Linked DNA regions of Homo sapiens: region 1 is linked to region 2. A link is a loop called in an ENCODE intact Hi-C map of the cell type or tissue named here. Cell type or tissue: K562. All regions are shown on one strand. Links, peaks and the distances in the headings refer to the core of each region. The heading gives the core; the rest is flanking DNA. Region 1 has its middle 37 kb from the start of ABLIM1. Region 2 overlaps AFAP1L2 (actin filament associated protein 1 like 2).

Evidence for each region. A loop is a pair of places that touch in the nucleus more often than their neighbours do. Peaks named below come from ENCODE experiments on the same cell type or tissue, not always from the same donor. Only the 100,000 strongest peaks of a DNase experiment are listed, where the experiment ranks them.
Region 1: it touches region 2 in a loop (7-fold over the local background); 18 of 110 quality-filtered maps call a loop at or near these places.

The regions. Positions count from the first base shown.
Region 1 is chr10:114,692,732-114,698,102 of GRCh38, reverse strand. It overlaps a transcript of ABLIM1 not described here. Among named protein-coding and RNA genes, the nearest start is that of ABLIM1, 37 kb to the right of the region's middle. In K562, for the core only: a CTCF peak has its summit at 3,177 (motif pointing right); a DNase peak (open chromatin) is centred at 3,152.
Region 2 is chr10:114,301,789-114,307,159 of GRCh38, reverse strand. AFAP1L2 (actin filament associated protein 1 like 2) reads left to right here. Exons shown (of 19, transcript NM_001001936.3): 11 at 2,230-2,441; 12 at 4,676-4,821. Among named protein-coding and RNA genes, the nearest start is that of VWA2, 65 kb to the right of the region's middle. RefSeq lists a silencer at 2,142-2,191. In K562, for the core only: a CTCF peak has its summit at 3,043 (motif pointing left); a DNase peak (open chromatin) is centred at 3,049; H3K27me3 peaks cover 325 bases.

The DNA.
Region 1 (5,371 bases), core at 180-5,179, 390 kb before region 2:
TTTGTTTTCCTTAAATGTCTTAGTGATTCTTTTTTTTGGTATATGTTAATTAACTAATAGGGGGATTAATACAGAGATTTCTATGTGGGGGATTAATGTTTCCTCCTGTCTTTTTGCTGGTGTAATTTTCCTCTATAGTTGTATTAGTTTGCAACCACAAGAGATCTCTAAAATGTAATCTTCAGTATATTCAATAATATATTGATTTAAAATCATTACTTTAAAGCACTTATTTATCACATACCAAATGAAATGGCAAAATGATCTTTTAAAACCCTAAGGAAGATGATATAATTTTATATTAATATGAGAAGGTTTTGAGAACCAAGCTTAAAACTTGATGATATGAGGAATAGCTGGATTACTAAAATTGAAAATTAGGGCTATCTAAGTTAATGGATTTATTGATGGGCATAGGTTTTCTTTTTAACAGCAAATATCACTCTTGTTCTGTTTCTATTGTGTCATGATTTGGATACCTATAAACCCCAAATACCTAATTTGTTTTTAGAAGCCATTGGCACACACCCTGTGTGAAGTGAGCACCTCCTGACAGGTTCACGCTGTGCAGGTTTTCCTCCCTCCTACTCGCTGGCATTTACGGTGCCACTGCCCCGGGCTGAGTGGGCTGGCCCGGAGGCTGGCTCTGGTCCCCAGCCCCTACTGCTGGGCAGATCAGCTGCTTCGAAAACCGCGTGCCAGCTCCTGAGGGCTGATCACCACTTGCCCCAGGGCAGGAGAAGCCTTGCAGGCTGCCAGATCTGAGTTCTTTAGTTTGTACTTTTGAGTAACTGGTTGTGTCTCTGACTCAGACTGTTTTATGAGTGCCACTTAAATTCTCAAAAAACCAGAGTGGCCTTACTTAAGCTGTGATGAGCGGAGTGTGGGAAGGAAGGTGGGTTGGGTTGGTGGACAGTGAGGCTGAGAATTGTTTTTCTCTGATCCCATGGAGCAGAAATGAGAAGGGAAGGGGCGTGTTTTGTGTCTGACCTGGAATTTTGTTCTCTTCCTTCCTCCCCCAGAGTGCCCTGAGTCATGAGGCCGAGAGATTCAGATTACTGTGAATTCTAGTTCTTATTGAACCCAGAATGGACCAGAAGGCCTCAGCATAGCCCTAGGACTTAGTGATCCATTCAGCATCTGTTATGAGTTGAATTATGTCTCCTCCAAATTTCTATGTTGCAGCCCTAACTCCCAGTATCTCAGGATGTGCCTATATTTGGAGACAGGCTCTATAAAGAGGTAATGTAGTTAAAATAGCCTAATCCAGTATGAATGGTATATTAGTTCATTTTCACACTGCTGATAAAGACATACCCGAGACTGGGTAATTTATAAAGGAAAAGAGGTTTAATGGACTCACAGTTCCATGTGACTGGGGAGGCCTCACAATCATGGCAGAAGGTGAAAGGCATGTCTTACATGGTGGCAGGCAAGAGAGAATGAGAGCCAAGCAAAAGGAGAAACCCCTTATAAAACCATCAGATCCCATGAGACTTATTCACTACCATGAGAACAGTATGGGGGAAACTGCCCCATGATTCAATTATTTCCCACTGTGTCCCTCCCACAACACATGAGAATTATGGGAGCTACAATTCAAGATGAGATTTGGGTGGGAACACAGCCAAACCATATCAAATGGTGTCCTTATAAGAAGAGGAAATCTGGGCACAGAGACAGAGAGACCAGACACATCTGTGCAATGAAGCTCATCCATGTGAGGTCACAGCAAGAGGGCTGTCATCTGCAAGCAAGAAGAGAGGGCTTAGAAGAAACAAAACCTGCCATCATTTTGGTCTTGGACTTCTATAGCCTGTGGTATTTTGTTGTTGTCATCTTAGCAACTAATATAGCATTTTTAGCCAAGAAATCCTGCTTTGTTCCCTGCTGCCCTCTCCAGGGATGGAGGAGGGAGGCATTCCCTGGGTGGAGCCTGGGCAAGGAGCCCTCATCACTGGATCCTAAAACCTGTGTCTCTGATTTTCCATAGACACTGGGGCTATCAAGGAAAGATTTTTGACTCATCTTGCCAAGTTCTAAACTATTTGGATATCAAACTTGGGTAAAGACCTAGTGAGGAAATCAGGGAGGCTGTAGTTAGGAGAATTTCACAGGCATGCAGAAGTAATGTCATGTAGGATGCTAGCTGAGATGTGTGGATAAGCATCAGTTGCCACATTGATGGGGCGATGGCAATAAGAGTCTGGAAACTCTGTTTTCCCAAAGAAACTGACATCCTCATAATCTCTTACGATCAGAGATCAAAATTTGAGGTGCCTTGGTTTGGTTGTACAAAGCTTCATACATGGAAATCCTTCTTTCTGTTGGATGTGTTTTATTTCCAACAGAAATAAAATGCCATGGCATTGTCTCCAATGCCATTGCATTATCATTGCCATTTCTAGCAGCAGAATTCTTTAATTTGAAAAAGTTGTTGAATTGTAATGGACCCAGTTCTAACCTAAGTTTCAGGTCAGTGACTTTGTATAATTCATTGGCTCTCTGTGTCTCAGTTTTCCTTATCTGAAAAGGGGGATAATTATTGCTGCTCCCCAGTGCACAGATACATTATTTTGATGTTGTGGGAGTGGGGTTTGAATTTGTAGAAAGAGAATGGATTTCAAAAAGGCCTTCTTTCCCCCATTTAATTTGGTCTTGAGAAAATGATGTAGCCTCTCTGAGCCTCAGTTCTCTCCTCTATAAAATGGGGATAGTAATGGTTACTCCAGTGGGGGGTGTGAGTATTAAATGAGAACATATGGAGAGCACCTTATGTTGATTCCTGCATGTTTTAAGGGCTCTATAAATGTTAGCACTTGATGATGATATTTTAAAATTATTGAAATTACTAACAAAAGGTGAGTTAGTTGCTTTAGATACTTAAGTATTATGCTGTCCCTTAAAGGGGCATCTGCTTAACAGATGGTTAGTTGACCATTTAGCTAATGGAAAGCAGTGTAAGATTTAGGATAATGTATGGAGATGTAACTAGAGAATGAGGTCTTGTTCCTTTGACCTACATGCTAAACTCTCAGTACATACCATCAAGCAGGCTTCCTCTAACTGTAACATGCACATAAATTCCCCGGAAATCTTGTTGAAATGCGAATTCTGATTCAGTACCTGGAGAGTCCGGGTTGGGTGCTGACATTCTGCATTTCTAAGAAGTTCCCAGGTGAGGGCGCTGCTGCGGCTCAATGTCCGGGTTTTGAGCGGCGAGGTCCCAGAGAAGATGGTAGAGCTAGCTATGATCCCAATCTGTAAGTTCCACTTTTTATCAACCAATTATTATTGTCTATCAACTTACATTAAGCTTCAGAAACATTTCATTTTGACTTTTCATGTCAAATTCCCCAGCTCTTGCTACTTTCCTGCCCCTGGCCTCTCTATTTAGTACTTAATGTCTTTTTTTTTCTTGTTTAAAGAATAATAACAATAATGACTAATATTTGTCAGGAATCAGGAACTGTTTCCTTAAATTTTCACAACATCCCATGAGGTAGGTATCATAATTATCCCCATCTTACAGGTGAGAATATGGAGATACGTATAGATAAAATAACTTGCTAAATCACCCAACTAGTGAGTGGTAAACCAGGACTATTTTAAGAGTTTATTTAAAGGAGCCCTTTTGTAAATGAGAATCCCCAGGGATAGCTGGCATAGTGCACCCCCCTTACCAGTTTTTGTTATGCCCCTTTAGGTTTTTGTCACATTTTAGAAAATGTAGAGCCTCCCTTCCAGGAGCCAGCAACTGTGGCATTCATCCAGAATGCAACCCCAAGTGACTGCAGAGTCTAGGAAGTCCGTGATGTTTTCTCAGAGTGGCACCCGGGCCAGAACCCACACAGCTCAGCTGTGGTTTGCTACCTTATGAGTGAAGGCTGTAAGAATGAAGGTCACAGCCAGCAGACAGATCCTGTAGGGTGTGTTCACATCCTTTCCACCTGCTTCTTTCACAATTTGAGTATAAATTCAATTTTTATCAACCGAATATTATTTTCTATTGATTTACTTCTGGAGTACTGACTTCTGAAAACTTCAGAATATTTTTATTTTTCATCTTACATAGGCAGGGCTTTTGCTACTATTCTGCCTGTGGCCTCTGTGTCTAGTACTTTAAAAATGATTAAAATAGACTGGGCATGGTGGCTGATGCCTGTAATCCCAGCACTTTGGGAGGGCAAGGCGGGAGGATGGCTTGAGGCCAGGAGCTCGAGACCAGCCTGAGCAACACAGCAATAACCCAATCTCTACAAAAAAAAAAAAAAAAGTTTTTTTAAAATCAGCCAGGCATGGTAGCATGTGCCTGTGTCCTAGCTGTTTGGGAGGCTGAGGTGGGAGGATCACTTGAGCCTGGGAGTTCAAGGTTACAGTGAGCTATGATCATGCAACTGCACTCCAGCCTGAGTGACAGAGCAAGACCCTGTTTCTGAAAGAAAAAAAAAAAGAAATAAAAAGAAAGAAAGAAAAAACGCTTAAAATTATATCAGCAACAACACCCTACCTGCAAGCCTGCGCTTATATGGCTGTGCGCTGTGCGAGGAAGAGCTGCAGGGGATAGACCTGAACCCTATGATGGATGACAGGGACACGTCCTGTAGGGGCAATGTACTTGGCGATCTGGAGAGAGTGCACGCATGAGAGCATGTTGCTCAGAGCCTGTGGCTGGTCCACTCCTGCCTTGGCTACTCATTCTCTCACTTGCTGTAGTCACTTACACTCACAGGCCTTCATTTTCCTCCTTTTTAAAATGAAAGGATTGGGTAGGTTGGGGATTTTTCAACATGTGTGTTTATTTTTAGCTATGGAACCCTTTCTTCAGATGAAGGCTCACCTGGAAGCCCAGAAAATAAAGCATAAGAGCTGAATTTTCTTTGGTGGAAGTCGGACCCAGAACCAACTCTCTGCCTTCCCCGCGCTGCATCCCTCACCGATCCCAACACAGCCTCCTTCTTCTGTTAGCTAGAAAACAGCTGGCCTAGATAATAGGAAGCCTCCCTTTAGCCTCCACACTGTGCCTGTGCACTCAAAGGAATAAAACATGGGGTTTCAGAAAGCCAGTGTTAGGGAGGAGTATTTGCTAAAGGCAGTTTTGTTTCTAACTCCAGTGGCTGGTTATTATAAACCCTAAAATGATTCAGCAAGGTGTCCTTGGTGTTGACTTATTTATTTTGCAAGGTTTAAATGCATTTTTTTTGTGTGTGTGTGAGATGGAGTCTTGCTCTGTTGCCCAGGCAGGAATGCAGTGGCACCACCTCAGCTCACTGCAATCTCTGTCTCCCGGGTTCAAGCAATTCTCCTGCCTCAGCCTCCTGAATAGCTGGGACTACAGGTACCCGCCACCACGCCCGGCTAATTTTTTTAT
Region 2 (5,371 bases), core at 74-5,073:
CTCTACAGCCTTAGCTCATACTCAGGGAAACTGAGGTTAGGAGGAGCGACAAGCCTTTCTTGGGAAATATCTTGGGGTGGGCCTGGTATCTTGATCCCCAAGCGGGTCCCACATTGGGGGTCATCCTTCCAGGGGCCTGAAGGCCATTATTGTCCCATCTCTGGGTTCCCTTCCTGAGTCCCAGTTGAGTTTTCTTGTGTTTTGAGGCTGGCAGGGTGGTGGGGGTGGGCTAGGAGGTGTGTCTTTGCATTCTCCGGCTTCTCCAGCCAGGGTGCCAGGCAGTGGCCTCAGGGGGCATGATGTTTGGCCTGGGAGCTCAGTCCCTGTGAGTCACTGTTTAAGAGATGTGGCTGGGTGATTGCTGGATGTCTACTCAGCAGTGAAGTATGCTTCCTGCGGCTAGGGGAGGGCTGAGAGAGAATACAGCTGCTCTCCTTCCCAGGACTGGGGGTGCTTAATGATCTGAGATCCCACCTCTCATGATCCAAAGTTCTCTGTGGTCCAGAGGATTGTGACGGGTGTGTGTGTCATCTCAGTCCTGGTCTCTAATTCTTCCACTTTGTGTTAATGTGGCTTGGCGATATGCATGATCCCCACTGGGCCAGGCAGGAAGGTAGCTGTGCATTTTCACGCTATTGCCTGGTTCAGCCAGCCAAAGCTCAGGGCAGCTTCCAATCCCTTAGGACAGGGAAGGTGTCTGATGGGTTCTGAAGCTGAGAATCTGGGGGACTCTAAGGAAGCCTAGAGGCAGTGCCAGCATAGGACACACCTAGACACCCATGCCCTCCTGCCCCCGCATCCCCTCCTGCCCCCGCGTCCCCTCCTGCCCCCGCGTCCCCTCCTGGATCTGCGTCCCCTCCTGCAGCCCCGACGCCTCCTGCATCTGCGTCCCCTCCTGCAGCCCCGACCAGTCCTGTACGTGCACCCCCTCCTGCATCTGCATCTCCTCCTGTAGCCCCATCCCCTCCTGCAGCCCCGCTCCCTCCTGCAGCCCCATCCCGTCCTGCAGCCCCGTCCCCTCCTGCACCTGCATCCCTCCAGGCATCTGCATCCCTTCCTGCATCTGCATCTCCTTCTGCAGCCCCGTCGCTTCNTGCATCTGCGCCCCCTTCTGCATCTGTGTCCCCTCCTGCATCTGCGTCCCCTCCTGCATCTGCGTCCCCTCCTGCAGCCCCGACCCCTCCTGTACCTGCACCCCCCCTGCATCTGCATCTCCTCCTGCAGCCCCGTCCCCTCCTGCACCTGTGTCCCCTCCTGCACCCGCGTCCCCTCCTGCCCCTGCGCCCCCTCCTGCACCCGCGTCCCCTCCTGCACCCGCGTCCCCTCCTGGATCTGCCTCCCCTCCTGCAGCCCCGACGCCTCCTGCATCTGCGTCCCCTCCTGCAGCCCCGACCAGTCCTGTACGTGCACCCCCTCCTGCATCTGCATCTCCTCCTGTAGCCCCGTCCCCTCCAGCCCCGCTCCCTCCTGCAGCCCCGTCCCCTCCTGCACCTGCATCCCCTCCTGCATCTGCATCTCCTCCTGCATCTGCATCCCCTCCTGCATCTGCATCTCCTTCTGCAGCCCCGTCGCCTCCTGCATCTGCGCCCCCTCCTGCATCTGTGTCCCCTCCTGCAGCCCCAACCCCTCCTGTACCTGCACCCCCTCCTGCATCTCCTCCTGCAGCCCCGTCCCCTCCTGCATCTGCGTCCCCTCCTGCACCTGCGTCCCCTCCTGCATCTGCGTCCCCTCCTGCATCTGCATCTCCTTCTGCAGCGCCGTCCCCTCCTGCAGCCCCGCTCTCTCCTGCAGCCCCGCTCCCTCCTGCAGCCCAGTCCCCTCCTGCATCCGCGACCCCTCCTGCAGCTCCGTCCCCTCCTGCGTCCGCATCCCCTCCTGCATCCGCGTGCCCTCCCACATCCACGTCTCCTCCCGCAGCCCCGCCCCCTCCTTTATCTGCATGCCCTCCCGCAGCCCCGCCCCCTCCTTCATCTGCGTCCCCTCCTGCAGCCCAGTCCCCTCCTGCAGCCCAGTCCCCTCCTGCATCTGCGTCCCCTCCTGCAGCCCGGTCCCCTCCTGCATCTGCGTCCCCTCCTGGAGCCCAGTCCCCTCTTGCATCCGCATCCGCTTCCCCTCCCGCAGCCCCGCCCCCTCCTGCATCTGTGTGCCCTCCCGAAGCCCCGCCCCCTCCTGCATCTGCGTCCCCTCCTGCAGCCCTGTCCCCTCCTGCATCTGCACTTCCTCCTGCAGGTTACCTGAACGTGCTGGTGAACAGCCAGTGGAAGTCTCGCTGGTGCTCTGTCAGGGACAATCACCTGCACTTCTACCAGGACCGGAACCGGAGCAAGGTGGCCCAGCAACCCCTCAGCCTGGTGGGCTGCGAGGTGGTCCCAGACCCCAGCCCCGACCACCTCTACTCCTTCCGCATCCTCCACAAGGGCGAGGAGCTGGCCAAGCTTGAGGTACCGCCGGCCTGCAGGGGGAGCAGGGCCAGCCAGGGTGTGGCGGTGGTGGCTGTTTGCTGCCAGTCTCCAGGACTGTAATGCTACTAAGGGAGAATCAATGTCCCCGCGTGTTATTTTTACTTCGTTTGCCTGAGATTGTTTGCATTTTTAAAAATTTCCATTCCTTTTCTGACCTCAGAGTAGTTGCGTTATAAGAGTGGAACCATGCGCTACTTCCTGCACTTAGGGCAGAAGGAGTATTTTTAGTTCTCTGAGCTACTGGAAAAGCTGCTGGGGATTCAAAGTGGGTGTTGTTTTGTTTGGGTATCACCAGCTGGGAGAGCCTCTAGGCCCAGTACGTAAAAACCACACTGTTAGAGCTTATCTGGGGGAAAAAATTCGCTTTGTGATACAATTACATTCCTCTCGCTCCCCATCCTCCCTTTGATGTGATGTTACGTTTACAAAAATAAGAAGTGACATAACGCTTTGCAAGCTGCGGCAGGCGGAGACCGAGTCCCTTCCACGCATGGAAGCACACACTTGCCCGTGAATGTCCGTTCACTTAGTCTTTGATGTGGAGGTCCTCATCCAAACTTTGCTCCAATCCTGCCCTCTGGTGGCTGAAAGACCCACATCGCAATTGCTTCCCAGGGTCCAGCTTGTAGCTTATATTCATCCATTCAGAGGTTCCCCATCAACAGACATCTTCTCAGCACAGGAATATGGTGGACAAGAGCAATATGGACTCCGTCCTTGTGGCACTTACATCCTAGTTTGGGAGTGTGATGTTATTCAGCAAATTACCCAGCCAATCGCTGGGCTACAATGGCTGGAAAGAAGTGGGGAGGGTGCTATAGACTTGTACTGGGGTCTGGGTGACAGGCTGGAGCGGGAGGGACAGGGCTTGATCCTAGGAGCAACGGAGCCCTGATGGCTTTCAGGGGAGGGCGGCAAGCTCAGATCGGGGTTTTGAGATGCTTCCTCCAGCTACTGGGGTGGGAGTGGATCGGAGGGGGCAAGAAGGGACCTGCTAGGAAGCTGTCGCAGCTGTCCAGGGCAGAGACGCAGCCTGGACTAGGGGAGGCCCATGAAAAGCTGTATTTAGAATCCAGTTGAAACTAAGTGGGGGCCGGGCATGATGGCCCACGCCTGTAACCCCAGCACTTTGGGAGGCTGAGGCAGGTGGATCACCCGAGGTCAGGAGTTTGAAACCAGCCTGGCCAACATGGTGAAACCCTGTCTCTACTAAAATACAAAAATTAGCTGGGTGTGGTGGTGGGCGCCTGTAGTCCCAGCTACTTGGGAGGCTGACACAGGAGAATTGCTTGAAGCCGGGAGGCAGAGGCTACAGTGAGCCAAGATCCCACCGCTGCACTCCAGCCTGGGCGACAGAACAAGATTCTGTCTTTAAAATAAAAAAAAACTGGGAAAAGGAAACCAACTAAATGTCAAATTCTGCTCATCACGGCCTCTTTGATGAAGAGAATGTAGCAGCAAACGTGATGGAGCTATGGGTTATACCAAAGGGGGCTGATTTTCCTCATCAAAATAAACCTATAGCTTTGATTAAATGGGCAGTTTTTTCTCATTATAAAGGTAAGAAACAGTGTGGACATTTTAATTGAGGTACCCAATGGATGCATTTGATTAGAATGCATTGTCCCCTGGAAAAAAAAATACCAAATTCACTGGGATTTTGATGATGATTTAGCAGCTGAGCTAGTGTAAGGTATTTAAAAGATGTCCCGACTTTACTGAAGCCATGAACAAAATAAATTTGAATGTTGTTATTTCTTGGGGATCCAGGAAGTCTTGTTGTATATGGGATTGGGGGAATGACATGCATTGTTCATAAAATACAAGTGTCAACTTAAAAGACATACAATTTTTTAATCATTTTAAAAACTATTAATTAACAGGTGGTCACTAACAGTTTTTAATAGTGACCACCTGGTGATAAGTTTTCACCTCCTAGAAACACAATGTATATACATCTCATATGGCCCTTGGGACAAAAGTCCACAGCATTATTGAGGTGGCATCAAGATGTCACTGACGACAGGAAATATTATCTGGGGCCACTGGGGGGTGGGATAGGCTGGTGAACAGGAGAAGCACAGCCCCGGGCTGTTACAGAGGCTTTCGTGGGCAGGCTCAGGGGTAGGGGTACGGTCATGGCCTGGTGGGGAGGGGCTGGCACCAGGCAGCACTGCCTGGCCCTGCTTATGTCTCTCTTGGCCTCGTTCCAGGCCAAGTCTTCCGAGGAAATGGGCCACTGGCTGGGTCTCCTGCTCTCTGAGTCAGGCTCCAAGACAGACCCAGAAGAGTTCACCTACGACTATGTGGATGCCGATAGGGTCTCCTGTATTGTGAGTGCGGCCAAAAACTCTCTCTTGTGAGTAATTTGGACCCTTCCTCCGTACACTCTCTTATTCCTGGCCATGCTGTAGGCCCTGGGTCAGCCAGAGTCAGGGGCAGCAGGGAGCACAGGGTCCCACCCCACTCTGCCCAGCAGCAGGAAAATGTGAAGCCAAGGAGTAGCCCTCAGGGAGGCCCGGCCAAGAGCCAGGAGCTGAGCTAAGAGCAAGGAGCCGAGCCAGGCTTCGGGCCCCGGGGGCAGCTTTGGCATCCTCAGAGGCAGTTAGACTCTCCAGCTCCTCCAGGCAGAGCTGTCACCTTTCCTGACCTCCTACTTGTCCTTCTGGTGAATCCCTCACTGGGTCTCCAGCACACCCTGGAGAAAAGCAGGTCAGGGGGTGGTGCTTCTGTTTCCAGATGAGCAAACTAGGGCTGAGGGAGAGGGCGTTCTCTGGTCAGGGTGGTAGAGCCAGTCTCGTGGAAGCCGGCTGAGCCACTGAAACAGAATCAGTTTTCTCATGGACCAAACGGGGATAGTGTCTGGCCTGCGCCACCCCAAGTGTATTGTGAAGATGAAATGAGAAGGG